Regions from separate parts of the Mus musculus genome. Here all the other regions are linked to region 3. A link is a loop called in an ENCODE intact Hi-C map of the cell type or tissue named here. Cell type or tissue: left cerebral cortex. All regions are shown on one strand. Each heading gives the region's core, and the rest is flanking DNA. Links, peaks and the distances in the headings are about the cores only.

Region 1 (7,445 bases), core at 1,681-6,680, 110 kb after region 3:
ACCCTGCCTGCTGCCTGCACTGGAAATGAAATTTCCACAGCAACTTCCAGCCCCCTACAGGCTCTGGTTCACTCTTCCCCAGGTCCTGGGTGGCCCCTATCAGCATGCCTTGAGCATCTCTGACTAACATCTCAGCTTGTTTTCATATGTGCATGGTTTCCCATTGACTGTGACGTATGTGACTCTAAGAAACAAGACTTTCAAAAGCCTTTGAATAGCCTAGTTTCAATCTGCAGTGGGACTCATGCCTGTTAACATGGTTATACATGAAGCAGAAGTTTCTGAGGAGAAATGCTGGAGGTGGGTATTCAAAGATGATGCCAAGGAGTGTGTTTCCTCTGGGCCGCAGGCTGATTCTAGAAATGTACTTCATCCTGTTGGTGTCTCTTGGCATTTAAAACTTGTCTGAAGTGAACACTGCAGGAGGCTTGGTTTTTGCCTAAAATTGTGCTGCTTTGAGAGAATTATATTCAGTGCACCAAAATAGTGCATTAAAAAAAAAAAAGCTACGTGCAGTGGCTTATGTCAATAACCACTGCTAGGGGGAGGTAGGTTCCTGGAGCTCACTGGCCAGCCAGTCTACCTAAATCAATGAGCTCCAGGTTCACAGAGAAGGGAAGGCTGATAATGGAAGATGCATACCATCTACCTCTGGTCTCCACACAAAAGTACACACACATACCCACACCCACACTCATGTATGTGTACACAGACATGGACAGAAAAATACACAAACATACCCATGAGCATACTGAGAGAGAAAGAGAGAGAGAGAGAGAGAGAGAGAGAGAGAGATTGATTCTCTCTGAGGTAGGACTATAGCACATGGAAGCCCTGAGTTTGATCACCACCACACAAAAAGAAACAAAGTTCTGTCCTCAGAAGACAAAAAGGTCTAAGAAGACATTACCAGTGATCTGCCATTGAAGCAGCAAGATGTATTATGATGTTATGGGAAAGAAGAGAGTAATATAAAACAAAGGCCACAGAGCTGTCCCTCACAGGCCACTGTGCATTTCATTGGTAGGTGGTCCAGCCTTCAAAGTGCTGTCTTTCCAAAGCACTCCAATCAATGTGGTATCATTCAAGCTGCCCTGATTTCCTATCCGATGTGCCCACCACTTGCTCTTTCCCCTTTAGTGGGAATAGAGGAGGCTCAAGCCTTTTGCTGGCACACTAGTGGGCGTGGCCAGACACTACCATAAAGCACATAAAGACTGTGAATGCCTCCTCATAGAATGTCATTCTTCAGTGTGGGTGACAATCCCGCATCATCAGATCCCCTGGGGTTCCTCTGGCTCTAGAGTGCTAAGCATTTCATACTTAGCCTGTCCGGCTCAGTTCTTTCTTAAATGCTTTAGACTACCCCAGTGTCATGGTTCTGGCTTAGCAGAATTAAAACTTAGCAGTTAGAACCCACATTGCTATTCACATCCAACATGAGTCGTGACTTTTCACCCAGCAAAACTTGTTAGGAGACAGCTGGAGGGACTGGGTAGGTGGTGAAGCCTGGACAGCTGAGTAAACTCTGAGACTGGCTCCTTGGGTCAGAGTGACTGCTGCCATCATGACCTTGAAGATCCCCGGCCTGTGTTTTTAAGGCCACTCGTGAGCCCTGGAAGCCAGCTTTGGAACATGAAGGTTTGGAAGATAACTAAGATAGTACTATCTGTACTTATGTTAGAAGGCTAGGGTACTGACTGACTTCTGTCAGCTTGACACAAACCCAGACTTAGCTGGAATGAGGGATTCTTAATGGAGGAATTGGCTCCATTGCATTGGCCTATTGAAGCGGAAGCTTAAGGGTTCTTTGGAGAGACAGTTGTGTTGGATGGTGTTTTGCTGGGGCAAACACATGAAGGAGTGTTTTCCTGAGATGAACACAGGTGAAAGGCTAAGGCAGACTCGTGAAGGAACATTTTGATGAAGCAGACACAGAATAAAGAATGTTCTGCTAAAGCAAGCATGTGAAAGGACATGCGATGAAGGATTCTTTGCTAACAACACATATGTGTTGGCCTGCCTTACATTGTGTATTTGAGGTGCATTTTTCAGAACTCCATAGAGAAAAACACACCAAAAAACTTGTGCTGCAGTTTCTTGCCACTTCTATAGACTTGGGCTGATAAGCAGAGTGATGTCAGCTGAGACAGATGCATGTGCTAAGACTAGCCATGTTCTGAGGCAAGACCTGTAGAAGACACATGATGTCTGAGGGGCATATAAGAAGGACTTGAGGTACAGTGCAGAGTCTGAGCTAGACTTGCTTATAGAGCTAGCTGTGCAACCCTTGTTGGTCTCATGTCTTCATTGATCTTTGATTCCCTGAGAGAGGCACAGCTGAGAACTTCTCCTGGTGTCCCTCCTGGTCCCTCTTGCTGACTTGTGCCAAGACTGAGGCCTAACTGTCCCTGTAGGTAGTGCCACCACTGCTGCTATCCTGACTCTACCAAACTGGACTGCTGGTGTGTGTGTGTGAAGTATTTGCAAGTGGGTTGAGTAAGCTGCTGCTGCTGTGAACTAAACTGCAGATTTCCAGATAATACAGACAGGACTTGCTCCAAAGAACCTTTCTAAACATGTCTATTCCCCATCTCCTGCCCCCTGTATTCATTCTTTTCCACTACCTCTGGTGGTTGGTGGACTAAAAGGGAAGTTAAAGCATTTTAAGAACCATCATTAAAAGTAGGTCTTGAAAAAAAAGTTTCAGCCTATAAATAAAGGAATGGGGCATTTTCTTGATTAGTGATTGACATGAAATGGCTCAGCTCACTGTGAGCAGTATGACCCCTAGGCAGGGGTCTTGGGTGATATAAGAAAGCAAGTTTAGCAAGCTGGTAAATGGTGTTCCTCCATAGCCTCTGCTTCAGCTCCTGCCCTGACTTCCCTTCATAAAGGGCTATGGTTGGAACATGTAAGCTAAATAGACCCTTTCTTCCCCAAATTGCTTTTGGCCAGCATTCTGTCACAGAAAAGAAAAGAAAAGAAAAGAAAAGAAAAGAAAAGAAAAGAAAAGAAAAGAAAAGAAAAGAAAAGAAAAGAAAGGGAAAGGAAAGACCAAAACCCTAACTAAGATGGCTGGTATTTTTCTATCATCGAGTAAAGCCTTAAGTGGTTATCTTTATACATTCCTATGCCTCAAATGATGAAAGATGTAGCCAGGATAAGTTCAAAGTAATAGGAATCTACCCATATGAAAAAATGAGAGGGTCTGGTCTAAAACTTGATATTTAGTCAGCCTCCTTTCTTGACCTGAAAAGGCTGCTTCAGTGTTTTTAATTTTTTTTTTTGAAAAGCTTCTTTAAGAAAACAAATTAGTCCAAGTCTGGCCTCGTTCTCTTGAAATGTGTTTTGGAGCCCTACAGACACTGCCATGCCTCTGGGAATAAATAACCCAGCTGCTCACAGCGTAATTGCAAAGGAATACAAGTTCAATGAACTTGGGACACTAGACATTCTCATGACCTGGTGAGAAAGAGAGTAGGGCTCCAGTTTCCAGGCTGGCTTTTCTTTCTACAAAGACAAATCATTAGTGAGGCTCACTCGATCATCAGACAGAAACCACAATCGACACCATCGTCTTTGGCCTTCTCATCCCCCGCTTGCCAACTGAAAAGAAAACAAGATCTAGACACTTCTTTCTGTGTCAGTTTATTCTCCCCTGATAGTAGGAGAATGAAACTAAGGCATAGAGGCTGCAGAATTCAGTCACGTCCCATACATCGGAAGGGTCGGAGCAAGTCTGCATATCCATTTCCTGACTTTATTGCTTCAACCAGTTCCTAAACTAGAATGTTGTTCCTGGACAGATGATGGAGCACAGAAACATGAAGAGCTTCCAAGAAAGACTGCACACAGGCCCTGAACCTAGCATGGTAGCTTTAATCCTATTGGTACCAAACACCTGTTGTTCTGATGTGTGTGTTGTGTGTTCAGCACACACCTGTGATCCTGATGGTAGCACGCACCTGTAATTCTAATGATAGCACACATGTGTAGTCTTCATGCTCAGCTGACCAGAATAGGGGGGTTGCCAAATTTAATACTCTTCCTTATTGAAAGATGGGGAGAGATAGTGCCTTATCAAATACTCTGCAAGATCAGGGTGGACTCACTTTAAAACACTGGCTCTCCACCTAAACGTAGCTCGGATGATCTCTTTAAAATTATCACCAGGATTTTTTTTTAAATACTAATTTCAGTGCTCACTCTAGAGATTCTGATTGTTGGTCTGACTATGGCCTGGGTCTCAGAACTCAAGCTTGCCACGTAGTTCAAATGCATAACCAGAATTGAAGAATTAAGAACCACTGCTTAGGACAGTGTATCTTAGTTTGTGGGCCTGAGTCTACTTAAACATCTGCTGCCTCAGGAGCAGATCCCAGAAGAGGTTTCTCTACAATATGGGAAGGGTGCTGGTGACAGGAGTAGGCTGGAGTAAGTAGACAGAAGTAGACAGGAGTAAGGCTGGAGAGCAGCTGGTCACACCTACTGCCCATGGTGATGGTTGTGGGAGCCAAAAGGTGGCCATTCTTATATACTAGCATGGAAATTCTTTGTGTACTTACATCTCAACTCTCCTACTAGATTCTAACCTTTTTCAGAGTGAGATTCTTGCACCCAAAAATTTCTGTCATCTTCCCTGTTAAACTGTATACTCCAGGAAAGAGGGTATAAATTAGACTTCTTCACTATCCCCCAGACTACACAGCACAGGGTTTAGCAAATGGTCACTGGGAACAAATATTCCTGAGAAAATGGTATTTCCTTTTTTTTTTTTTTTTTTTTTTTTTTTGTCATTCCAGAAACTACATTCTCCCCCTCTAAAACTAAGACTATGCTTTGGTGCAATGCAACTGAGGCCACTACGAAAGCTTGCTGAGTCTGTAGCCCTCTGGACAGGTTCAGCTAGTGAGCTATTTCTTTGTTCCAGGTATCCAAGCTTCTGCTAAGCACTCAATCTGCCTGACAGAGGAGACTTTAGGACATTGGCTGAGTCCTAAGGGCTGTGATTTTGGGGTTGATACTAAATCCTTCACGAGTCAGCAGAAAAGCTGCCAAGGACATGTTTGCCAAGTGGCCATGAACATAATTCTCAGAACCTTGGTCATTTCACTCTGAGTCTGATTGAAAAATTATATTTGTGGTTGGGCATCGCAAGAACAAAAGAATTATGCTTAATATTGATTTGCATACTGGCAGAGAGATTGTTCACTGTTTGAAGAAGGCGTCCTTCTAACCTTGAACCCCACCAAAGCTGAGCAGATCTGGTTGCACAGTCCTCAGAGCCACAGTTACTCAGAGGGAATACAAGTGGGGAACTGAGATTTGCTGAGAATGTGTTGGGTTTTTGTAAGCCATTTTATAAACATCAGCCCACTCAGTCCATGCCACACTGAATTTTACCCATGAAGATATTTTCAAAACCCAGGCATAAGCCTGCGCTCCATCTGTCTTGAAAAGTGGGAAGCTCAATCCCCAACAGGGCCTCCAAGGTCTTCCATGGGCTCTCTAGTTCTACCGTCTCTGATGTGATAGGTGTACAGTGACCCTCACTCCATTTTGCTAGTGATGTTTATATATCTTTGTCCTTCTCTGGAGCATCCTTCTCCCACCTCCCTTTGAGTCCTGAAGCAACCCTCTGCCCACTTAGTTCCTTATTGTCCTTCCATTCTCCATAACATCTATCAGGGACTAGGAAAGAGACAGAAGCCACCACATCACCATTTGAATAGCAGTGATGAAAATCATATGATGACTTATTAAATATGTGTTTAATTATTTAAATTGTTTAACTTTTTTTGTTTTGTTTTGTTTTGTTTTGTTGGGACAGAGTTTCTCTGTGTAACCTTGGATGTCCTAGAACTCACTCTGTAGACCAGGCTGGCCTCAAACTTAGAGATCAGCCTGCCTCTGCCTCACAAGTACTAGGATTAAAGGCATGAGCCACTGCCAATATTAAATTATTTGATAAATTTTACATTATTTTAAAAGCTGTTTAACCCGGTAACATAAAAGAGAAAAGGAAACTTCAAGCTGAGATTGACAAAGTGTAACCTGCAGACCAAATCCAGTTCATGGTCTGTTTTGTTTGACCAGTGAGTTAAGAATGCTTTTATGGGTTTTGTTTTGGTTTTTTTGTAACCTCAATAAACATTGTCAGATAAACGAGCAACAATGATAGCATGTGTCCCACAGAGTCTGAAGTATTTATTCTCTGCTCCTTCAGATGAAAAGCTCAATGACCGCTGCTCTAAAGTTTCATGAGGTAGCAAGTGTAGGAAGCAGCTGCCATTTCTAGTAAGACTTAGAATTATTAAAATGTAGAAAGCTAGAGAAGGGGCCTGGACCTCTGAAAAGGGAGCCCAGCTGCCTGGTGCAAGCATCTCTGGGGCAGAGTCTGATGGAACTGGATTTATAAGCAGTGAGAAAATTGTGCACCCTCCTGAAATGCTTCCACAGGATGTATCTGCTGCTGGTGATACTGGGATACCTGGTGATACAGGTATCTGGGCAGGTGAAGAACCCTGCCCAGGTTTTGTCCCAGAAACCACTCAGGAAGTAGAAGAAACAAGTCACTTCTCCCTCCAGTCTCCCTCCGTTGTTCCATCTCAACAGAGCTGAACGGGGAAGCAGTTTGCAAAGCAGGTCTTTGGTTTGCAGGTTCCCAGTCCTGAGCAACCTGACCAGATGGTAGAGAAACAGGTTTGTGTCAAAAGGGGTGTGATCTAAACACTAATATAAGGAGGTTTGCCGTGACGTCACCAGTGCTCCATCCTACCTTTATTGGACTGTACACTGTTTCTCCACTTTGTTAGCTATATTTAGTAAAGTACTAGTAAGAACCACATCCCAGAGCACCTTGGCCCAATTTTCAATGTTCAGTCTTGACAAGAAGACACATTGGTCTCACTTTGCAAGTGATGAAGTTAACACGGAGATACTCAATGAAACACTCAGCTAGAGAACATAACAGACATGGAACACAGACACTCTTAGTCCAGGGTCTGTGTTCTTAAGAGGACACTACAGTGCCTTCAGCTCTCAGTTTCCCTTATGAGTCTTGCCCAGTGTCTCTCTTGATCTCTTGTTTGACTGGCTTCAAGCCTTTTCTGCTAACCAAATGACCCCTTCAGCCTGCCACAAGGTCTGCCAAATAGGAAGCTCTTCATAAGTGCTTGTTGAGTGACTCAATGAATGGAAGAGAAATCTGTGTCATAGGAAAGTTAAGGCAACAGTTATTAATCGGAGTAAAGACTCACACTCTATCTGGTCAAGGGCCCTGTTCTTCCCAGTCATGAGCTGGCAAGGTAGAACCCTCGACCGGCTGGTGACAATGAGCTTCCTGATGATAAGCTGTTTCCTGCATGTTGAACAAATGATATGTTTTGTCTGTCCTTACAGCTATCGGGAGCATGTGATCAGCTATACTTCTCATTAGGTAG
Region 2 (7,445 bases), core at 874-5,873, 69 kb after region 3:
CCACCAAAGCAACCAGAAGTGTGGCTCAAATCATACCACTTGAACCTGCTAAGTAGACTATAAACTTTCTTCTCTGCCAGATGAACTCCTGGATACACACAAAGTTAGAGGTAGCTGAGGTACTTGTATTTGAAGTTGCTGCAATGGAGGTGGATCTAGAATAGGAAAGGCTGTGTGGGAGAAAAAACTTACTTGCCCCATGAGATAATAGGGGCCCATGAGGTGATGTAGCTCCCACTTTACTAGAAGATAACACAACATCTAACAGTATATTCATGTTTTGTCATCACTTAAAACAACAAAACTCTCTGAGTATTCAGCCTCTACCAGGAGCATTACCTGGTCTAGAAATACACAAATATCTCAACTAAGCTTTGGAAATTTGAGCTAAAAAAAAAAAAAAAAAAAAAAAAAACAGTTAAGTCCAATTTAGCCAATGTTTATTTAGTATTACATGCTCAGAATTGTTTTGCAGGAATACAGATGCAGTGTAGAAATAATACTTAACATTTAGCAAGGTTTACTATGCACAGTTATTTAATCCTCACAGCCAGTGTACGAGCTAATTACTATTATGATCGTGCTTATTTTATAGACAACATGGGCTTTTAGAAGGATTAAGCAAATTCCTCAGGATCACACACCAGTGATCCTGCCAGAATCAGGATTCAACTCCACATGCCTGACTCCAAAGAGAAAGCTCGGAGTCACCATACAAAGAAGTCTGAATTTATATTGGGCAAACATCTAAAATGGTAACCTAAAATGGCAACTTTTGATGACGTGCTTTCTTTTATTGTGCAAACGAAAACATTGTATCGAGTTCCCATTGTGCTTAGATCTTAAAATCTGCTTTGAAATAGCTGTGTGGAGCCTGTTTAAAAAAAAAAAAACCACAACAACAGCAACAACAACAACAACAAACAAAGACAAATAAAATCTACAGCTACTTATGATGCCCCAGAGCTAAACAGTACCTCTTTAGTCCACTGCATTTCTATGGAACTGGTTGCCTCCACTCTCCCCTTTGTAAGCCACTCTTTCAGATTTGAGGCCAATCTCAAAGCTAAGGAAAATGAAATCCACCTGTTCTTAGAAGTGCCAAATACTCCTGATAAAAAGCCTGTAATTTGGCAATTGGTAGACTTGAAGGGAGAAACTCTGTCTTCTTAGTCAAAATCCACACTGGGTCTCACAGCCCTGTGAATGCTGCTCTGTGTGTAATAGCACACTGCACAAGCTAAATTCAAAGGCTGTGAATCCACAAAGGGAACAAATTACATCTCTTTGGGGGAAGGCTTGGTGGATCAGGCAAAGTGATTTGAAGCTGACTACCAGCTGAGAGGAGAGTCTAGTGGCTAAACCTTGTAAGGAAGAAACACAAAAACTGAGGAGTTAAAAAAAAAAAAAAAAAAGCCTAAGAGAGCCCAGGTTCTCTAGAAACAATAACCTGTCTTAATCTCACCAATTACATAGAGAGAAAACATGCTTTTAAAAACACTTTAGACAGAAATAACCCAAAACCTCTCCAGTGGAAATTCCAGATTGAAATGAGTTTTGTCCCACTAAGAAAAGACTGTCAGCAGGAGAAACCTCTTCTTTGCCCCTCCTTTGTGGAAGTGTATGGGGGACTATTGCAAAGTCAACTAGGAAACAGGAGATATGCTCATTACAACTTAACAAGTTCTGAGATGGTGAAGGAGCCAGGGAAGCAGCCAGTGGCCAGGGTCAGCTGGTCCTGGGGATGCTGAATGGGCCAGATGGGCAAATCACATCGTTGGACAAAGAGCTGTCCCCTCACCCTACTGGGTCGGTGTTGTGACCTCCAAACAAACAGGGGCATGGATTTGTTCCCCTTATCAGCTGTGTGGCTCAGCAGCTGCTGCTGTGGGTTTCTGTTTCAGAAGCCTGCCTTGCCCCAACAGTTGCCTTTTTGTCTAACTTTTGTGTGAGGGGAGAGGAGGTGGAAGGCCCTGAACATAATGGAGAAATGGCAATGGCTGTCAGAGGAGGGAGTACTTGAATAGAGTATTTCAAGAGGTGCAGAAAATAGATTGCCACCCTCGCCCCCTTAAACAACCTCTGGGAAATCCACACACACCAAAAGCCTTGGTTACTGTTTTGTTTTTTGTTTTGTTTTGTTTTGTTTTGTTTTGTTGGGTTTTTTTTTTTTTTCACCCATCACTCAGACCAAAGACACCATGTCTTTTCGGAACTCATATTGCAGAGTGGAAGTAGAGCCATGTATGAAATGTCCTATGAAATATTTGAGCTCAAACGAGCCATGGAAAGAAAGGCTGTCCCACAGGCAGGGCTTGGACTCTAAGCAGGCCTGCTGAGATCTAACTGCAGACCTAAATGAGGATGGAGCTGAGATTCTGGTGAGAAAGGCCTTGCATCTTGTTCTCCTAGCTGGGAGTCATTGTACTTGTGATAACAACTACTGAGGAAGGTGGGATTTATAAACAAAAATTCCAAAGTGTTCTTGCAATAACAATACAGGATAACTGTTCTAGATGTCTCTCTATTTTTAAAAAAAAGTGAATAGTTAAAAGTATGTTCTTTTCTTGTTAAAGGTGGTTATTGTGGTTATGACAGTGAAGTAAAATAAGAGCATAATGCAGCATAATTAAGAACATATTTTTCTGCTACAAAAATGCTTAATTTTTTTATTACTTTTCAGACCATCCAACAGCTGTTTCTTCTCATTGAATAAATAGAAAAACTGAAGTCAAGAAACTAAGTTATGGTGAACAGGGAGGGATGGCAGATACGTGGGAGACAGATGAGCGGGAGAATCAGTTTCCCTGGAAACGCTTCATGCAAAGGAATTGAGAGGGAAGGAACCAGAGGCTCTGAGCTTCCCCTGTTACCAGTTGTTATACAACCATGTGTGAGGGTTTGTGTAGGATATAGGATGATAAAGTGATGATGAGGTGACTTGTATCAGACTTCACAGATCTAAGTCTTTCCTGTCCTCAAAGCACTCCGGATCTGGGATCCAGGTTTAAATCCCAGCCCACTCAGGCAAAGTAACTTCTCTGGTTTGTTTCCTGGTTTGAAATTTGAGGGTAGCATCAATTTCCATCAGGTTAAACTAAGTTGGGTAAGCAGAACAAACTATATCTCAACACTAAAAATTTGATGTAAGGAACGGGATTATGTGGGTGGTAGGGGGTTGAATGAGAAGGTTGGGGGGAGGGCTGGGGCAGCTTCTAGAAACCACAGAAAGAAGCTTAAGGTGGAGCCTGAAAGGAGCTGCTGGAACCACCAAAGGCTGGACTTGAGAAAGAAGAGTGTGCAAGAGCTTGGTGAGATTACATGTGGTAAGGAAGGAGGCTGCATGCTGGGGCCAGGGGCTGATGCTTGTTAATTGGCTGTAGCTGGGCTTGGAGCTGAAAGGGACTAGTAAAAACCAGGATAAAGGAAGTCTGTCCTTTCCAGCCTTCAGTCCCCCTCCATTGCCCCCACTGACAGAAATGATTAGGAACCCCACTGTCAAAGAACGAAATTGTAAGATGCAAGTTCCAGCCATAAGCCAGAGTTCAGAAAGACAGCTCCGTAGAGGAATAATCATAAGACTATTATAAGATTAAATGAGTGATGACAGGTACTCTGACTTACAATTGGCTTACGACCTGTAAGTCCATTTTGAGTTAGAAATATTATCAGTTGAAAATATGTTCTCTATACCCAGCCTCCTACACATCAACGCTTAAGAGCCAGTGCACTGCTGAGCACCAGTTGTTTATTCTCAGAGCCAGTGCACTGCTGAACACCAGTTGTTTTATTCTCAGAGCCAGTGCACTGCTGAACACCAGTTGTTTATTCTCATGGTTATGCATTTGGCAAACAACTTACTGCTGCGAGCCAACATGAGGAAAGTGAATCCTATATCTACACAGCCTGAGAAATGAGAGAAATTAGAGATACAGTTTCCATGGAACTGCCTTACAATTCCTAAGTCTCAAGTGGAACACTTAAGTATGTTGGGCATCATGCTTTAAGTAAGCAAATAGATCCACCAAAAAAAAAAATGCTAGAAATGCTATCTTAGTTTTATCACAATGATGGTGAGATTGTAAAGGTCACTTAAAATGCTCAAGGTCACATGCACTAGTAGAATCCAGTCCATTGGAAGCCAAAGCTGTCTGTCTTCTTGAGTCTTTCAGAAGTTCCAAGAAGACGGGCATATAAATAAAGTCCTTGCAAGAGAGACTGGTTTAATGATATACTAGATACACTTGGGGGCATTTGGGGGATCATGAAGGAGGAAGATGAGCCACTGACTCTGAAAGATGTCATAGAGAAGATGGTATTTGAACATATGGAAGGGAGAGAGAGGCCTTGCTTGACAGATTCCCAAAGCAATTCAACAAGCTGGGTGTGTTCTCTGTGCTAACCAGGCATTGACCCAGATACTGAAGGTGCAAAGACTTGTAAATGGTTGTTTAATCTTTTAAACAAGGTTTTTATTTATTCCTTGGGTGTTTCATACATATCACATTCATCTCTCTCTCCCACTTGTTCCCAGATCCCCTCCTTCTTCCTACCCATGTGACTTCGTGTTTTGCCATCTGTCTCAAAACAAACAAACCCCATGGAATTCAGTCTGCGTTGGCCAGCTGACCAACTACTCCTGGGCGTGGGGCCTGCCCTAGAGTGTGACCCATATACCAAATATCACTCCATTGAAGAAAACTGACATGCCTTCACCCAGTACAGTTGAAATAAAGATCATTTCAGCTGATAACTGAAGAGAGAGGCTTCAGGAAGGCACTCATTCCCACCAGTCTTGAGGAGATGGACTCCTGAGGCCAGGCAGGAGGACCTTGACAGCAGGAGCATCCCTGCCTTGCAGTTGGGCCATGAGAACGGGATGGAGTCTGAGAGAAAGAACCACACCACCTGTCTGGTGGCCATTCTGAGAGCTCATAGCCCTGATGATCAGAGAAGCTACTCACCTTCCCTCACCAAACAGCTACTTTTTTATTTTTATTTATTTATTTATTATTGCACAAAGACATTTCAGGACCTGATAACAAAGGGATCTGCAGGCAAAGGCCCTAGCCCAGTGAAGCCAGTATCATAAGGGGGAGGCAGGCAATATACCACAATAGCAATGAACTAGTAGATGACTTGTTCATTTATACCTAGGGGAAAACCCTTTTCTTATGCATCCCCTGGGGATGGTCAGCACTGAAGGGAATGACTAGAATAATGGCTTCCAAGTTGACATATTAGGGGCAACCTCAGAGACGAGATGTGGCAGTTGTTTAGAAGATTGGAATATGATGTTCCCAGTAAAAGTGTTAGCAGAGGCAAAAGCCCTGAGATGGAGGTGAGTAAGACAGGGAAATGGGGAGAAGCAAGTCAGAGGAGACCTCAAGGACAGCACAAGGTGAAGTGGGATGAGATGAGAAGCTGGCAGGAGCCAGGCTGGGCTTAACCAAGGCCTCCTGACAACTTAGGAGTTATCCCATACACAGAGCGATGTATTTCCTTTAGAAGGAATCTCTTGAACACTAAGTGGAGGAAGTACACACTTAAATTCAGGGAGAAGTGGACATCAAGGTGTGAGTGACCTAACATCTATGGTCTATGGCTGGTTCCATGGGGTTCCTAGAAACTTACTTAGGAAGTGGGGAACGCAGATCAACAGAAGAGAACGTTCTACAAAGCAGGAAGTGTTCTGTACCTATATACATTCAAACATGGTCTCAACTGGTTTAAAAGAAGGCACTTACTGTGACTGGGATTTAAAATTGTATTTTATTTAGAAATTTTATTTACTGTAAAATGGATTTAAAATTGTATTTTATTTAGAGTATTACAGCTACATGTGGCTAATGGTTACTATACTGACAGCATTCTTGCCCAGGTCTTGCTCAAGAGGTGGGGGCATGCTGACCCTCAAGTGTTCTCCCCTAAGTGCCATTCAGACCTCTGGATAGAGAGTGCCAGGGTACAAAAGCACAAAAACCCTCATGTGGGAGGAAAATGAGCTTCATCCTGTCTTGTTATGAAGAGCCCCCGCGCATATCCTCAAGGAAAATCTGGTCCCGCAAGGAAAGGTTTGGAGACTGTTTTACTGAATGCATCAGTCCCGTGAGCTAGCACTGCCTGTGAGGTGCTGCCTTTGGCCAGAGAGTGACAGGGGACAGTAGCGCCTTGCCCCACCTGCTCGCAGTGGGACTGCATAGACTTCAGCTTCTCCAGTTAGGCAGGTAAGCGGAAGAAGGAGAAACCAAGGTTAACCACAGGTACTGAGGGTGCGGGGACTCCTTGGAGAGTATTCTCCCATATGGGGGCAGGGAGGCACGGGCTGTCATCCGCACGGGATCTGCTTTCTGGGCTTGCTTTCGCTTTGCTGGCTGAGGGGTGAGCATCGCAACCAAGCGAGGAGCAGGTGGCCTCGGACAAGGGGAGGAGGCTAGCGCCTTCCATCAGGAACCCCCAGCCTCTCCGAGAGCTCAGGTCCGGCGCCCTGCTGGCGCGCAGGACCTGGCTTGCCTAGAGGGCACCCCTGACCTTGGTCTCGCCCTGGTTCCAGGTCTGTGCCAGGGCTATGGGCGCCGCGCTGGGCACTGGCGCGCGGCTGACCTCCGTGCCTCGCATAGCCTGCAGCAGTCTTCGGCGCCAGGCACCTTCCGCGCCCGCCCAGGGCTGCCACTCCAAGTCTGGCCCGCCTCGACCCGTACCCCTGAAGAAGCGCGGATACGATGTCACCAGGAACCCCCATCTCAACAAGGTAATGGTCCGGGTAGGACGTTGGATCCCGTGGTTAGCAGGGAAAGACGCCCCGCCCCCTGGGCTTGGGACGAAACCTATGGCGTCCTTCCAGAGCCCTCTGGTTTTGCCTCCTGGATATTGCTCTGTTTGCTTTGGCCTTTTCGTCCCCCTCTTGACATGGAGAGATGTGATCAGTTTTACTGACCTTAATTTCCTCAGCAAAAACAATACAGACCCAGTGAGTATTCCCGATGGTCCCTCTGAGCTAGAGTCAGATTTCCAGCAGATCTTGAGGACAATTCATTTGACCTCCGTGAATTAAAGTATCTGTTAGAGATTTCTTAGGAATGTTGCAAGGTTTAAAAGGAAAAACAGGAAAACGGAGGCAGAGTTCTTAGCACAGACTCGGGCACCAATGAGATAATAAGTGTTAGCTAATGATATGGTGAATATCTGGGAAAACATGAGTCCGGAAGACAGAAAAGTCTAGAATTATAGAACTTTTAGTACTGGAAGAAGAATTAAAGATTTTAATTTAAACCAGTCCTGTAACAGAATGCAGAACAAAGGGGTCTTAGCCAAGGTGACCAAATGCAGATCTCTAATGCTTTGGCCGTGTTCAGCCCACTGCAGATACCTGCATATTAACCTAGGAGCACACCTCCTTCTTGTAGCAATCAAGTTTGTATCTTTGGTTCAGAGGATTGTGAGGA
Region 3 (7,445 bases), core at 1,419-6,418:
AAGGAACATTGGCAAAGCTGTTCATGTCTCCACAGGCACCCTTCCTTACCCAGACACAGCTAGCCCTACAGACACCCTGTCCATATTGTCAAGCCACAGTGTGTGCCCAAAAGGTCTCCTTGCTCGTTTTCCGAAGATGATTGGCCATCAAGCACCAGAGTAGGCCAGAGGCTTGCTCTGTTTAGCTCCTTGCATCAAATATGCTTCCTATTAATTGTGGTTTTCAAAAGTCAAATTAAAACCCTTTGATTTGATTCCAAGATTGATCTTGCTTAACTTAAAGCTTCCCAGCTCTCCTGTCAGAATATGGGGAGTGGGAGTTGAGAGTTTAAATCTCAGGCACAGCTTAAATTAGAGAGGATATCAAATTGTGTGTATGTGTGTCTGTCTGTCTGTCTGACTGACTGTCTGTCTGTCTGTCTGTCTTACAAACCCCAGTCTCTTCATTTAAAAGAAAAAGGATACAGTATATTCTATTTGAGAACATGATTATGGGTAGATAAATTTGTTAATGGGTTTACCTTAGAAAAATGTCCCCCATGCTCTGCTGCTCTGTTCTGTATGGCAGGGTTGGCAGACTGCATTTCTTGTGTCCCCTTGCTTCCATCTGGGCTGATCAGCAGGAAGGACAGGAGGGGCATGTAGGATGGGAAGAAGGTAAAATGGGGCAAGGGCCACTTTTCTTCCATGGGCCTTGGTGTCTGCACTCACATGGTCCTCACTCTGGTTTCCGCAAGTGAGCCTAGCTCCTGAATTGGGGAACACCACCTCCTCTTTCTCCATTAAACCTCAGATGCCTGGTACGTCTTGCTGAAGATTAACTTTGAGATGTTTCATCCTTTCCTGTTTGGATTCTCCTATTTCCACCCTTTAAAAAACAAACAAACAAACAAACAAACAAACAAAAACCAGTTATCTATTTGCATCCCAATGCCCCCTTCCACTTCCGCCTTTTCTTTGGTCATATTCCTAGTGTAGTGTTCTCTCTGTTTTAAATCCTTAGAGATGCTTTTACTGTTTTACCCCGATTGTCAGTGAGTGAAATGTGCTTGCCTTATGCAATGTATTTTCTCATTGAATAATGAAACAAAAGAAAAGGGGTAAGGATCAGGGTCTTGCAGGAAAGACTAGCGAGACATGCCCAGCTACGTAGCTGGCTAATGAATTTTTAATAACTTGTGTCCCTGACAGACAGGAGTGCTCCTCTTCTACTGAGGGGGTAAATATTGTAATAGGAAACATGCTTTTCACTAGGAGAGAAGGAAAAAATGTGAGACTTGGTATTGAACCCGTCTGGGTTCTGGAACCTGGTTTTGGATGCTGGGAAGATCTGGCCTCAGAGAGTTAGCACCCAGGCTGTGGACACTGCTGCTCTGAAGGGCCGATCCCACTGTACACAATACCCCCTAATGAAGAGCAGATTTTTCCCACCCCCACAATCTGGGGTGAATGCTTTTCCTCCTCACCCTAAGGGCAGAGGAGGAATGTTCTGAGAATATTTGCCAGAGAGATTCAGCCAACATCCCATTTGCGCATTACCAGTGACAGATTTCCGCCGCCTTTTGTTCCCATCATCATCGGAGTCTAAACATCCAGAATGGGCCTTCGCGCAGAGGCAGTAAGGACTCCAGACGGTGCCACTGAGGAGGGAACCTGGCTCTTGGTGTGCTAGCAGAAGCAAAAGCTTTTGATCATCTTTATAATCAAGAGACGAGGACTGTGCCTGGCGGGCTGGGTTGGAGGAGGACAGACAGATCTGCAAAGCAGGCTTTAAAATCCACTTCCCTTTCTGTAGCAGCTCAGGCACCATCTGTACCCTAGCGCTAATCCTTTAATATCCCTATGATATAGGGTTATCAAGTCTACTCTACACCTGAGAAGAGTGAAGCTCAGAGAGGTTAAGTGATTTGTGTAGGACTGCACAGCTGGCCAGATGCAGAGTTAGAACTCTAAGCCACTGTTTGTGTTTCATAACATGAATTATTCCAGTTCTGCTGCGCTGCCATGACCGCCTGTGGCAGGACTTTAAGAACACTCCGCAGCCATGTTGCCCACTTTGCAGCTGCCCTCTCCACAAGCCTGGGTGGGGCCTGGTTGGCAGAGTAATGAAAGAATGCCTCTGAGCACTGATCAATTCCCTGAGTAGTTCCCTGGAGTCAACCTCAGGGTCTTCCCACCAGCTCTACAGCTAAGCCTGACTTAGGCTATGGCCTATTATCATCTAATGAAGTAAATCTGGACGTGTGGCCTGCCCTGTAGCTCTGACCTATGTGTGCCTGAAAGCTGGCAAGGTTATTTTCTTCTGATGTTTGATTTGGTCACAAAAGAATTCGTAGTTCTCTTTCACAAAGTCGCCTCATAACTGATAATCTGTGTATATTATGTTGAAATTCTGCTAGTAAACAGCATCTACCCTCTCTTCACCCTCATAATAAACTGTCTAGTTTTCTTACAAATCAGCAGATGCAGCCAGAATTTCCTGAAGCCCTAGCTCGTCCACAGCTAAGATTCCCTTTTAGATTTGAAGTATGAGGAAAGGACCCAGTGTCTAGCCAAATGCCCAAAAGGTCTCCAGTTAGAATGATAAATTATTAGTCACGAGATAGGAATTCACAGAGAACTTGTGGCTACGTGCCCAGGAGAGGAGTATTATGACACATTAATGCAAAGGGTGTCAAACACTGTCTAGATTATTAATAAATAGCATGGTTTCCTACCTACACAAAGAACACTATTTCTCAAACTTATATACCCTTCTCAAATTATTAGAGGGTAGCCACGATCACAGAGTGTTGAGTACTGTATATTGTGAAATTGATAGAATATAAATGCATCTCAAAATTTAATACATTAATAAGTAGTTTTCAGTTCTTTGTATTTTTCAAACTAACTACATAAAATGCATCAATACTCATGTTTTAAAATTAATTGACATAAAATGCATCTTCATATTCATAACATTTGGGAAAATTTAACCTTGCATTTCAGGGAAGGTTGTAAAATAAACTCAGGACCAGGGATTGCTCACTGGCGGAGGAGCCTAGGGACCTGAATTTCAGGCTCGTGCTCCACACTGCGCATCAGACATTGAAATATAGAACAGGAGCACAAAACAGCCCGCATTGCTCGTGGGTGAGGGGACTGAAGCTCAGGGGGCAGACGTGATTGTACAGAGGTCATAAAACGCATTACCAGTAGAACATCAGCTCTCTTCTCTCTCATCTTTTTCACATCCAGAGGGAGTCAAAGCCTGATACTCCTCTTCAGCCAGGCTGTGGCTGAAGAAGAAACCTGATCCTCAGGTTGTCTCTAGCTGGTCACTGCTCTCTTTCCAGTCATCACACAGTGTTTAGTGAATAATACATGTATTCAATGATCAAACAAGACAAGTTGATTCATATGATTTATAAATAATGCCTCACTTATTTTTTTTTTTGTGCAGTCTCTTAGGTATACCATTACTTCTGTTTTTATTTTTGGAAGTAGAGTAAACTGTTGGCTCAAGATCTCATCGAATGGACTCTGTAACAAAGCTGTGTCCTGCCTCTGCTGTATCCTGAGACTGACTCTGGGTTTTGTAAGAGCTGAAGCACAATCAGCTGGTGAATGGGAATAAGCTGGGCCCAGTCCGTAGGGACCATCAGTGGGTATAAGGGAATAATGAATTTGTTGACAGCATTAGAATCTATTGCAGAAAGTTCCAAGATTTCAGATGCATGTCATTATTCTAGGATATGGGATGGGAGTCTTGACAAGTCTTCCCACCCATTTACCATGGAGCCTTCTCTCCTTCAAGGGTGGTTCTCCAAGAGACAGTTTGCATAACTTAGACTTTTAAAAGAGTGTCCCTGGGCCTTTCTTGTCTGACTCATTGTGTGGTCGCAAGCTAGTGAGTCACTGCCATGTGACTCAGTTTTCACATCCCACGCAGGGCTCAGAGCTTGACTGCAGGGATCCTGGGCATGGCTTTATATGGTGGGGACAAACAACCAATGATGTTTTGGAGGGCCAGGGCGAGTTGCACTTTTCTTCTTTGACTTGTAAAAGCACTTGTCTGCTAGTTAGTGGTGTCTGTTTGTGGACCATGGATAAGAAACCATTAGACTCACCAACATCCTCACCATTTCTCATGACCCAGCATGAATCCAGTGTGTGCATAGCCTCTGTGTTAGTGGGATAGCATCGTGCATATAGGGTAAAAATCCTGAATGAAGAAACACGGATCCTCGCTGAGCTTGTCTTTTCTCAGCTATGCTAAGAAAATGAATACAACTTCACATTCCTAGTTTAAGTGTTGAGCACATTACAGTAAATCCTGGGATAAAAATTTCCCTAGGAATGTGAGCACTAAGCTTGGTAGCTTACTTCATAAATACTGTAGACTGAATCTAGAGAATAATTTGGCACTCCCCAATTTCTGCTTGCTTGCAGGACATAGTTCATTTGGCCATCTTCTGGGATACCCGGTTCTTTTTTTTTTTTTTCCGGTTCTTAATCTGAGGTCCTATTTCAATAGTGAATATTAAGATTTTGAAATGGGATTTTTTTTGTCCCTGGTTTATCTCAGACTCCATTATAATAAATATTAAGATTCAAAAATAAATTCAAACAGTTAAGACGCTGGAAAGAGACTTATGCATCTTCAGTCTTGGCCTTCAGCCAGATCAAGAATAGAAAATAAGGATGGAAACTGTTACCACTCTCTCTGTAGAGAGGAGAGGTAAGCTACCAATCTATTTCCTTTAGCTGAGAGCACAGAGAACAGGCGCTTGAAGCATTCCTGTGAAAGTAGACCAGGGTTGGGTTCTAACTCCTGTTCCTAAAGGGACAATGAAAGAGAAAAGAGCCAGAGTAGTGTGCTGGGTGGGTTTGTACTATATATACATCTAGAGGGTTTTCATGTCAAGGATGCAGTAATTTCCCATGCACTAGAAGTAGAGAACACCAGAAAAGAACACTACAGGGTTATCTTTGATCTTGTCTGCAAGTGCCTGCTGAAGGAGTGGGGGGATTCTGAGAGGGAGACTGGAGATGCGCTGCTTCTCAGTGCTACAAGTGGCACCAGAAATAGGAACACATCTGTCAGGGTCAAGGGAACTATGAGACAGAGGTCCTAAAAAGGGACCCCAGGGACGGCCCCAAGAAAAGAGTCCTGTTCTGGGCTGCTCTGGGCCTCTTGGGGATGCTTTCTTTAGCCAAAAGGCTAAAGAAAATGTTAAAGCTGTGAAACCCTCTTACCCCTCTGATCACCCATGGATCTAATCACAATAGATGTGAAGTGGCAGAAAGGGGGGGGGATTGGAGAGGAGTCAGTGATAAGTTGCATTTCTGCCATGTTGAAAGGTACAATTTTTCAACACACTATTAACTGAAACCAAAATAGATTTTGCTTAATTTTCTTAGTTACTAATAGACACCATTACCTTTCCCTTGGAGCCTGACCACATCCCCGTATTTCCATGTCTTTTTTCTGAAACCCATACTTTGCCTTAGGTTCTAATATCATACTGCCTATTATAGATGGGGATCTATTAGTATCCCATTATAGAAAGATGAATTCTCAGTGATAACACCTAATAATCACATTAATTTTCTGTATCCAGCATGGAGAGACATTTGGTTTGTGTGTGACCAAATCTTAAATAAGTGGCAATGGATATAGCTGCATTGATGGGGAAGCATCAGGGGGTATTTTGATCCTTTGGGGCATCTTACATCTCACCAGCTAGGCACTCACAGTCCTACTTAAACCTTCAGTCATACTGCCTGGGTCCTGAGTAGCTCATTTAGATGTGTTCAGGGAATCCCCATTATCCCCAAGACACTGCATGTCTCTCTGGAGAAGGAATGGAGACAGTGAGGACAAGTTCTCCATCCGAGAGAATAATAAACTGGGGAAGTGATCCATAGCTGCAGATTTTAACAGACCCCTCTGTTCTACAGAGAACAGTGGAGAAATTGTTCATCTACACAAAATCTCATCCTGATGGAAATGTTCTGACTGCAAAGGCAGTGTCAGCTTTGATTTCCTGACCCCCAGAAAAGGCTCAGTCAAAAGGCCTGTGGGCCTGTGCAGTCAGAAAACCTAAGTTGGTCACACATTATTGTCTAGTGGTCAACCCAACCCAGTGCACCCTAACGTTAGGGTGGCTTAATGCACTGCATCTCTTCTTGGTATTTCAAGGAGGACTATGGAAGAATTGGCAGTCCAAGCAGGCCTGAGGGTGAGTGCCCAATATTTTATTGCTTCCTTCAAATTCAAAGAGGTTCTGGATTTGGGGGAGTCTGAGGGGTCACTGGCCAGAGGACTAGCAGAACTCAGTCATTGAAGGTTTCCTTAAAGGAGCGTCAAACTGAAATAACCTCAAGAAGGTGCCGGCTGGGCCAAGAGAGAGCCAGTTGCTGTCTCCAAGCTAATTTTAAGAATGTCCTTGTCTCTTGAAATTTCATCAGCATGACTCATGGAACTGCAGGCCAACATTCTGAAGCTCTGAATAATCCAGAGCCCTGGGAGGCAGAGCTCAATGGGAGTTTTACCTAAATAAAGCCTAGGAGACCAGCCTGCTGTGATACATGCATGAGAATTTTGCTAATTCAGCAGACTCCCCACACTTGCACCTTTGCTGTTCACACCATTGCTCACAAGTTCTTGGGACCATGGGACAAGTCTTCTCTTAGATACTGGATCATTGCCTGTTTGCATTCAAACCTTCAGTTAGTTTCTTGCCATCATTTTCACAGTTTTTCAATTTTTCTCTTATCCTTAGAGGCGATCATATATGTCTAAGTGAAATATGATCATATACAATTCTTATTCCACATTCCTTCCCTCCAACTTCCCCTATATCTTTCCCAACATCTCTTGAAAATAATTTCATATCTTAGAAAAAAAAACCAATGCACTGAGTCCAACTACTGTACCCATATGTGCATGGGTCAGGGCTATCCAATGGAGTATTGGATGCCTATCAGTGATCATGTTCTCCAAGAAACTATCCCAGCAACTATTAACTGCCAATAGCTCCTCAGTAAGGGGCAAGAACTGGAGATCTTTTCCCCTACCTATATAGGAATTCTGACTGGCTCAGTCTTATACAGGTCTTGTGCAGGTAGGCACAGCTTGTATGAGTTCATGAGTGCCGTTAGCCATGGCATGTGCAGAAGACAGCATTTCTCAGCACTTGTCCCTATCAGCTTACAGCCTTTCCACCTCCTCTTCTGTGATGTACTCTAAGCCTTGGTAGGGCACTCCATCTCTTCTCAGCCCACTGAACACTTATGAGTCTCTACACTGACTGCTATCCACTTCAGAAAGAAGCTGACCTGGCCAAGGCAGAGAGAAGCGCAGATCTACAGGCATAAATATAGATCACAGCTTTTCCACATAGAATAACTATAGGAAAGAACCACATTTAGCTCAGATAACATTTCTGTGCCTTTCCACA
Region 4 (7,445 bases), core at 1,661-6,660, 60 kb before region 3:
CACTCAAGTGGGCATGCATGTACATATGCACATACATGTGTGTTTCCCAGGAACTGCTCACTTTGTGTTTATTTGAGGCAAGGTCTCTCATTGGCCTTGAAATCACAGGTTAGGCTAGGTTGGCTGGCCAGTGAATTCCAGGATTCTGCCTGTCCCCATCTCTACAACACATGGGGTTACAAGTATACACTACTATGCCCGGCTTATTTATGTGGATTCTTGGATCAAACCTGGATCCCATGCTTTTGGAGCCAGCATTTTACCAATTAAGCCCTCTCCCCTCAATAAATCCATTTTTATCTTTCTTCAGAATTTCCACACTGCTCATCTTAATGGTGACACCAACTCACATGAGTGAAACATTTTAAAGGGCAAAGAGGCACAATGCCTCATCTCTCGAGAAATGCCAATGATCGATCAATCAGAACATTATTCCTACAGTCTTTCAAAACTAACACTGAGAGCCAAGGTTCCATGATACCATGGAGTTGTTGCTTTATAGAAGACTCTGAGTCACAGTCCACAAAGCTGAAAGGTAGGCTTGCTCTTGCACCTGTTTTAGGAAGTCATTGGGTATGTCAACCTGTCTTCTATGTTGTTCTGTTGACATAGACATCTAACCTTAATCTCAGCTGCATCTACTGGGGCCAACAGGAGGAGTGACCGCTTCCCATCATTCTACTCTTCAAAGGCTCAGAAAGTTGGGCCCACTGGCTTAGCAACAATCTTTTGTATTGCAGATACAGTCAAGACACCATATTCAATCAAATTCCTACACTTCCAGGGCTGGTACCCAAGTTTCCACCTCAGTCCATTGCCCATACATAACACAGACTCTGGGCCAGGATTTAGTAAAGTTTTCTTTTATAAAGAGACATAGAAATAGATACAATATTCTAGCTAGTCCTCAAAGGAGCTCAGAGAGCTAGCAGGTGCCCTTTCTACTACTACTCACCAGGTCTTGTGCATCTAAGAATTCCAAAGGACAAGTGGATTTCACCACAATTTCAGATCCTTAGGCTACATAGCACATTCTCTTCAATCCCCTCTTCTCCTGGGTGTTCTGGCTTTCCTTTGAAATCTTTAACCTCTCTTATCCAAGCCTCCTGTTCTCAATGCTTGATGGGAAGTAATGAGGATTTGCTTGGCTCCTTTGAAAGGAGTGGGTTTTGAAGCACGAGGTAGTTGTTAGTAGCAGTAGGATTTTGCTTTGCAGCCTGTTTATGAACACATGTCTTTTCCACTTCCGTGAACTCTGCTTGGGCAAACCATGGTCTCATTTATCCTCGTATTTCTAATCAGCCATTGGAACACAGAGTTTCTGGGACTGGAAGCTTTAAAATGGGATAGAAATTGCTATGATCGCTCCTCTTTACCTTTACAGATTAGGGCATAGGTCCTGGGCAAGAGAGGCACACATAGCTCACCTGTCTCAGTCCAGTTTCCATTTTCCCCACTGTGTGTGGGTCAGAGGTGCCTGGAATAATGGAAGCACACTGACAGCACATTCAAGTCCTATCTTTACTACTAAATAGGCTGTATAGCACTATTAATTAATTTCTGTTAATTTCTCAGCTCCTCAGTCTGCTCATCTATAAGACAGAATTAAGGATGTTTATTTTTTCCATATTTTTTATGATTGGAAATATTAAAGTAAGAAAAATAAGAGCTAAATGAATCATATGTATACTATTACCCACACCACCTCATGTTTGTGACTGGTTGCTTAGATGCAGACTCCTAGTTTTTAGAAGCCTGACAGGATCTCCCCTACCCTGGCCCCTGCCTGAGCCTGGGCAGATCCAGAGTCAGGCACTTAATTGCTAGAGGCAGAAGACGTCAGCAATCTGTGGCTCTTGGTCGTTGTGATCGAGAACAGATCTTATAGCTATGCTCTCGCGATCCCTTGTTAACAAGACATCCAGCCATGGCAATGACCCAGTTTCCATCACATCCCCAGTGTGTTGAAACTGAGTAGCAGAAGGAACCATGGATTCCACCTATTCCCTCCTTGATAACATTGCAGAAATTCTCTGTACTAAGTTCCAAATATCTTACAAACTGTTTCCACCGAGAGGAACCATGCAGGCCATGCCCCTTCGTTCCCTATAGCCGCTGGTCACTCTGTTTGTGGCCAGTGCTGATTGTAACTGAGTCTTTCTTTCATTGAAGACAAACAGGTGTCCCTTAGGGTCCGTGCATTGATCCTGGCTCTCCTTTCCACAGTCATGTAGAACACAAGATCCCTTATCTTACTGGACTGTGCACATCTCTAAAGATGAGGTCATTTTTCATATGTTATCTCATTGGAAGTGGTTATGTGACGTTCACAAGGGCATGCACCATTTCAGTTTTACCTAAATGAGTGCCTTGCACACAGCACGTTCTATAAATACAAAGAAGTAAGTATCCTCCTACCATGTACTGTTACCCCACTGATTGCTTTATACTCACTCTACTCTTAAATGTTGAGTGTATGTGCTTACCAGCGTGTATGTATATGCGCCATGTCCATATAGATGCCCACAGAGGACAGGAAGAGGGTGTTGAATCCCAAGGAATTGGAGTGACCGGTGATTGTGAGCCATTGAGAACTGGCCAATGTGAGTATTAGGAGTTGGACCAATGTCCTTGTCAAGAGCAGCAGGTGTCCCTAATCATCTCTCCATCCCCAGTACTCCAACCTTGCTGGGAGAAGTCTCTAATCCAATTCTGCAGACCCTGTGTTGCTGGAGAGGAAATAGCATCAGCTTGTGTGATCGACTGTCCTCTTACAATTTAGATTTTAACAAAAGTAAGATTTTTCTTGAAAAATCTTTTAATAAAACCATTTTAAATTCTGAGAACTTCTTGGTACTCTTTAATGAGCCAATAAGGCTTTAAATTAGTAATGTTTGCTGCACTGAGCTTCCTGGTACAGATGTCTGGGATCTAACATCCAGCAGAGAGTCAGGCATTGACACTCACAGATCAGGCCTCTCCTTCATTTTCTACAGGATCTCAAAGGCTTTCCAAGGCATTTGGATGAAGCTCAAATGGTTGGGCGTGAACAAGTCACAGTTCCAACTATCCAGATGGAGCCAAGAAGTCTGGGACCAACTGCGGGGGAGCCCCCAGAGTGCTAACTTGTTTATTATGGATGAGAGTATGGGACTCGCGCCCAGCTGCATTCAGCATATATAATTGGCATTTTCAAAGTGCAACACAGCCTTTAAGTCATCCATGCACCCCTAGATTACCTGGCATCACGCCAATGTTGACAGAGAAAGTGAACGCCAGGCAAGTGGAAAACAGCGCTGAAGCAAAGCCACAATGGAAACTTCTAGGAAGGATTTCACCGCGGTCAGTAGAATGCATCGATCGTCACAAAGTGCCTGGACTACTTTGCACATTGCTTACCTTCAAGGGAAAAGGGAGAGGCTGTGTTTGGATGTCCCCTTTGTAAATGGGAGAAGATGTGGAAAAGACAAAGTTAAATCAAATACTTAGTAGAGCCACCAGAAAGTCCCTTTTGGGTTCGGAGAATTGGAGGAGAGCAGCATAGTTATAAGTCAAGGAAACCACTAGGGGGCAACCCAAGAATGGGGGAAAAGCAGCGGCGGCCGAGAAAAGTTGCTTTCTATACTATTCGAGGAAAGCTGAGATCACGCAGTAAGCAGAACAAGGTGATATTTCAACATGTTGATTTTTACCCAAGGTTACTCTTGACTTGGGAATTCCTCCTAACTGGTCAGAAACACTAAGCAACAACTCTCTAAACAGAATTGTGCTATCAGGAGAAACTGCAGCGCTAGAGTAGTGCACCTGACGGTTTTAAATTCCTTCTCCAGGGCAGTGGGAAACTTTGAAATGCTCGCAAATGGGAAGGACATTTAATTAATGGTAGATATAAAGTGACAGAGAGTAAAGAAAATCTGAGCACGCTTAGCGAGTGTTTATTACCCAACGCTGGCTGTTTGGTAAACAATAAACTGAAAGGAATTACACGTGTTAATGCCCAGGTTTATAGATTCAAGTGTGATCACAATGTTTTAGCCTTTTCCACAACTCTCATGAAAAATTAGATTTTTCGATTTAAATTCCCCTTTCTCCCAGTAAGTCTTGATGGCATTTTTCTATATTTAAGAACTCCAAAAGAACAGAGCAGGGGCGTTAGAGACTTTATGGAACAGAAGAACAGTCACAATTGAGGTGATCAGTACAGAATGATTCTTCCTGGTACTCTGCTGTAGCTGGCCGACAAACATCTTTGCTACAGTGGGAAAGCAAGATGAGATATTTTGTGGAGTTTCCTATCTTTGCGTTGGACTGCCCTGGCAATTATCTGGGAGTAGTAAAGCATGCCATTTTAAAAGGAAAATGTTCTGTGTCCCAGAATGGCTTATCCACAGAGGACATTAGTCACGCTTGGGTCACACTGCTTTGCCAAACATGGCATTTTTTCCCATCGGGGAACTGGATATAGAACTGGTATTAATAAATCCAAGAAAGGAAATGCAGCGGTGAGGCTGGACACTAACTGGGAGATTTATTAAAGTGTATGGGAGATTCTCAGCTAGTTTAACTCACAGAGTGGTAATTACATGTCATTGATGCCAAGATAGTTCTGTAGAGAGGGTGATCCCTGAGCCCTGGGAAATAGGGACAGTGTCTTTACTATAGTGACACGCAAGCATCTTGAACACACAGATGTGCAACGTTCTCTCTGCAATTCTGGGATGAGTGTGGGGGTGGGACTGGTACCCATTGTAGATTGTTTGCTGGGTAAGTAATTATGCCTGGAGAGATGGGAAAGGGCAAGCTAAGAGGAGGGGAGCTTGACCAATGACCAAAGATAAAAAACACAGGTATGTTCAGTAGGGCTTAGCTGAAAGTCAGACCGTATGAGCCTGGAGAGCAATGGAGAAGAAACTTGATCAATATATTGGATATCATACATATATATCATATATATATGTGTGTGTGTGTGTGTGTATGTGTGTGTATATATATATATATATATACATATATATACATATGCATATATATGTATGTATATATATATATGTATATATATATGATTCAAAGGTTAGAAAATGAAATTTGGGGTTCTAGTGACCGAGTTCTAGTCAAGGGGAAACAAAATGGGATCAAGTCTCTGCTTCAGACATGTCTGAGGCAGCCAAGACAAGCTGGGAGGCTCATACTCTAGTCTAGAGGTTGCTGTCATCATCTTAAAAAGGAGCGAATGGAATGAGACTAGTGGTAAGGAGCTGCAGAGGGGACAGACAGCGCAGACCACTGAGCAACCAATCACCGGATCACATGTGAGATGTGCTGAGGAAGCAGACACTGGACTACTGTTCAAGTCATGACAAAGATCTGTTTTCTCAGTGAGCGATTCCTATGCTGGGCCACAGGACACCAGTGGACGATAGAACAGAATTCTGCTCTTTCTCTTACAAGGCTCCTACACTCGCAGGGAAGACAGATATAAATGACAGTGATGGTGTAATACCTGCTAAGACAAGACAGGACAGGATATAATGTATAAATAAGATTGGGTGGGTAGGGTATGGAGGGAGAGGATAAGAAAGGGTAGGCTAGGGTAATGAAGTGAGATAGGATGGGTCCAAGACGCTGCAAGAGTCTTATTCTGGCTTCAAGTAATCCCAACCATAGCATTATAGATTATCTAAACCTAATAAGACAATTTACTCAATGATTGCCTTGGAATACACTTATTAGGACATAACATGGGCACTGTCCTCTTGAAATTGTACTCCAGCAGCAGAGATCATCAGCAATGTAGTACACAAGTGGGATGTAGAGAAAACTGGTAGAGAAAGCAGTGAGAATTGTCCAGGAGGGAGACAACGGGGAGGATATATGTGTGTTCCTATAGAGACATGCTAGTGCTGGCACCGCCTCACTGTGCCTCCCATACCGAGGAGCCCAAGCCAGCCATTCGCTTCCCTCATTCTCCACAACGCCAAACACTTCAATCCTGTTTCATTGAATTGGGACAATTGTTTCTCAAAACTGTCATGCTTCTTTATGAAAAAGCACATTTGAGGTCTTTTTAGAAGTCTAAGGACAAGGGAAGTGACAAATCAAAACCAAGAGAGCATTTAACACTTACACTCTTGATACACAGAGAGAGAAAGTAGTCTGTGGAGCCAACTTACACTCTTGCATCAAGCTTGGCAGGGCACATGGCAGTGTCTTAGTTCCATTTCTATTGCTGATTACAAAAATAAGCACTGACAAAAAGCAGCTTCTGGGAGGGGGAAAGGTTTATTCAGCTTACAACCCCAGGTTTCAGTCCACCATAGCACGGGAGGTACAGGGACTCTAAGAGCTGAGAAGAACAGGCATGGTTGCTTGGATCTGCGCTCTACAATCCAGGACTCACTGTGTAGGGAATGGTGTAGCCATAGATGACTGGATTTTTTATTTTCCACATCAATTAACACTTAGGACAATCTCATTCAAATATGCCGTCAGGTCAACATAATCTTCCCAGCTGATTCTTGTTTGGTGTCCATGTATGAACCCGCCATTTTTTATGGCTCACTAAAACCTGTGCTTCCCTGGGTGAGTTTGGCCCTGGGACTTTGTGTTTGTTGTGGGCAAAACTGTCCTGAGCCCCCATAAGAAGATCTGGCAAATCAACCATTTATTTGTAGGTGATGACTGAGTACCTGCGGCCAACAGGGTTAGCTCTTTAATAAGGAGTATGGAGAGTCGCAAAAGGAGACTCTGTTAATCTCTGGTCCCTGGAGGACAACACAACCTCCCTTCCTTTCCCTTTAGTGCACTGCCATCCATTCATACCTTGGTCCTGGGTAGATCCTCTCAGCAGCCCTGCTGGAAGCTCTTTGTTCATGTCTCACAGCAAGTACAATGAGTTATAACTCCGTGTCTTAACTCTTCTTTCCTACATGAGCTGGTCAGGTTGTTCTCTCCCAACAGCCATCTTTTTTGTTTCATCTGCTCTGGCTACAATGACCTCTGGCTGTTTCTTTAATAGTACAACTCTGATCCTGACAGGTGGGTTTTCACTCCAATTCACTGCATCTGGAACACCACTCCTCTCCAGATTTGCTGTTGGCAGCTTTCAAGTATGGAAAGCCTGTTGGCCCTAGACGATTTAGACATGGAAGACAATGACAGGGCTTGGAACTCCTTGCTGGTTCACTGTTGGAGAGGCTTTAAGAGTTCAAAGATGGTTGTGACCCATGAGCAAGAAGGGGATGATTAAATCACCAGAGGTGGGAGCTAAAGGGAGGTAGCAGCTACTGGGGATGCACTCGCAGTGAACTAGAAAGAGACTTTCCCCTTTCATCTGCTTCATCCCAGGCCTCTGAAGGAGCCGGTGACATAAAGAGTGAAATCTTGAAACCACATAGAAGGGTTGGGGCTCTAGATTAAAGTGCACGGAGACTTATTTGCTAAAACAAACC

The links. Peaks named below come from ENCODE experiments on the same cell type or tissue, not always from the same donor. Only the 100,000 strongest peaks of a DNase experiment are listed, where the experiment ranks them.
Region 1: it touches region 3 in a loop (2.5-fold over the local background); 3 of 42 quality-filtered maps call a loop at or near these places.
Region 2: a loop joins it to region 3, with 2.1 times the contacts of the local background. A loop is called at or near these places in 8 of 42 quality-filtered maps.
Region 4: a loop joins it to region 3, with 2.1 times the contacts of the local background. A loop is called at or near these places in 4 of 42 quality-filtered maps.

Annotation. Positions count from the first base shown.
Region 1 is chr7:89,666,239-89,673,683 of GRCm38, forward strand. The region is part of intron 1 of Me3 (malic enzyme 3, NADP(+)-dependent, mitochondrial); the gene reads left to right. Among named protein-coding and RNA genes, the nearest start is that of Me3, 37 kb to the left of the region's middle. In left cerebral cortex, for the core only: no CTCF peak of the experiment used is centred there; DNase peaks (open chromatin) are centred at 4,441 and 5,395; H3K27ac peaks cover 400 bases.
Region 2 is chr7:89,626,343-89,633,787 of GRCm38, forward strand. Me3 (malic enzyme 3, NADP(+)-dependent, mitochondrial) reads left to right here and starts at 6,476. Exons shown (of 14, transcript NM_181407.4): 1 at 6,476-6,751. The coding sequence starts at 6,569. In left cerebral cortex, for the core only: no CTCF peak of the experiment used is centred there; DNase peaks (open chromatin) are centred at 2,872 and 3,805; H3K4me3 peaks cover 189 bases; H3K27ac peaks cover 2,541 bases.
Region 3 is chr7:89,557,247-89,564,691 of GRCm38, forward strand. No RefSeq gene overlaps it. Among named protein-coding and RNA genes, the nearest start is that of Prss23, 43 kb to the left of the region's middle. In left cerebral cortex, for the core only: no CTCF peak of the experiment used is centred there; DNase peaks (open chromatin) are centred at 3,887, 4,191 and 4,772; H3K27ac peaks cover 2,330 bases.
Region 4 is chr7:89,496,565-89,504,009 of GRCm38, forward strand. No RefSeq gene overlaps it. Among named protein-coding and RNA genes, the nearest start is that of Prss23, 17 kb to the right of the region's middle. In left cerebral cortex, for the core only: a CTCF peak has its summit at 3,567 (motif pointing right); DNase peaks (open chromatin) are centred at 3,105 and 3,566; H3K4me3 peaks cover 785 bases; H3K27ac peaks cover 208 bases.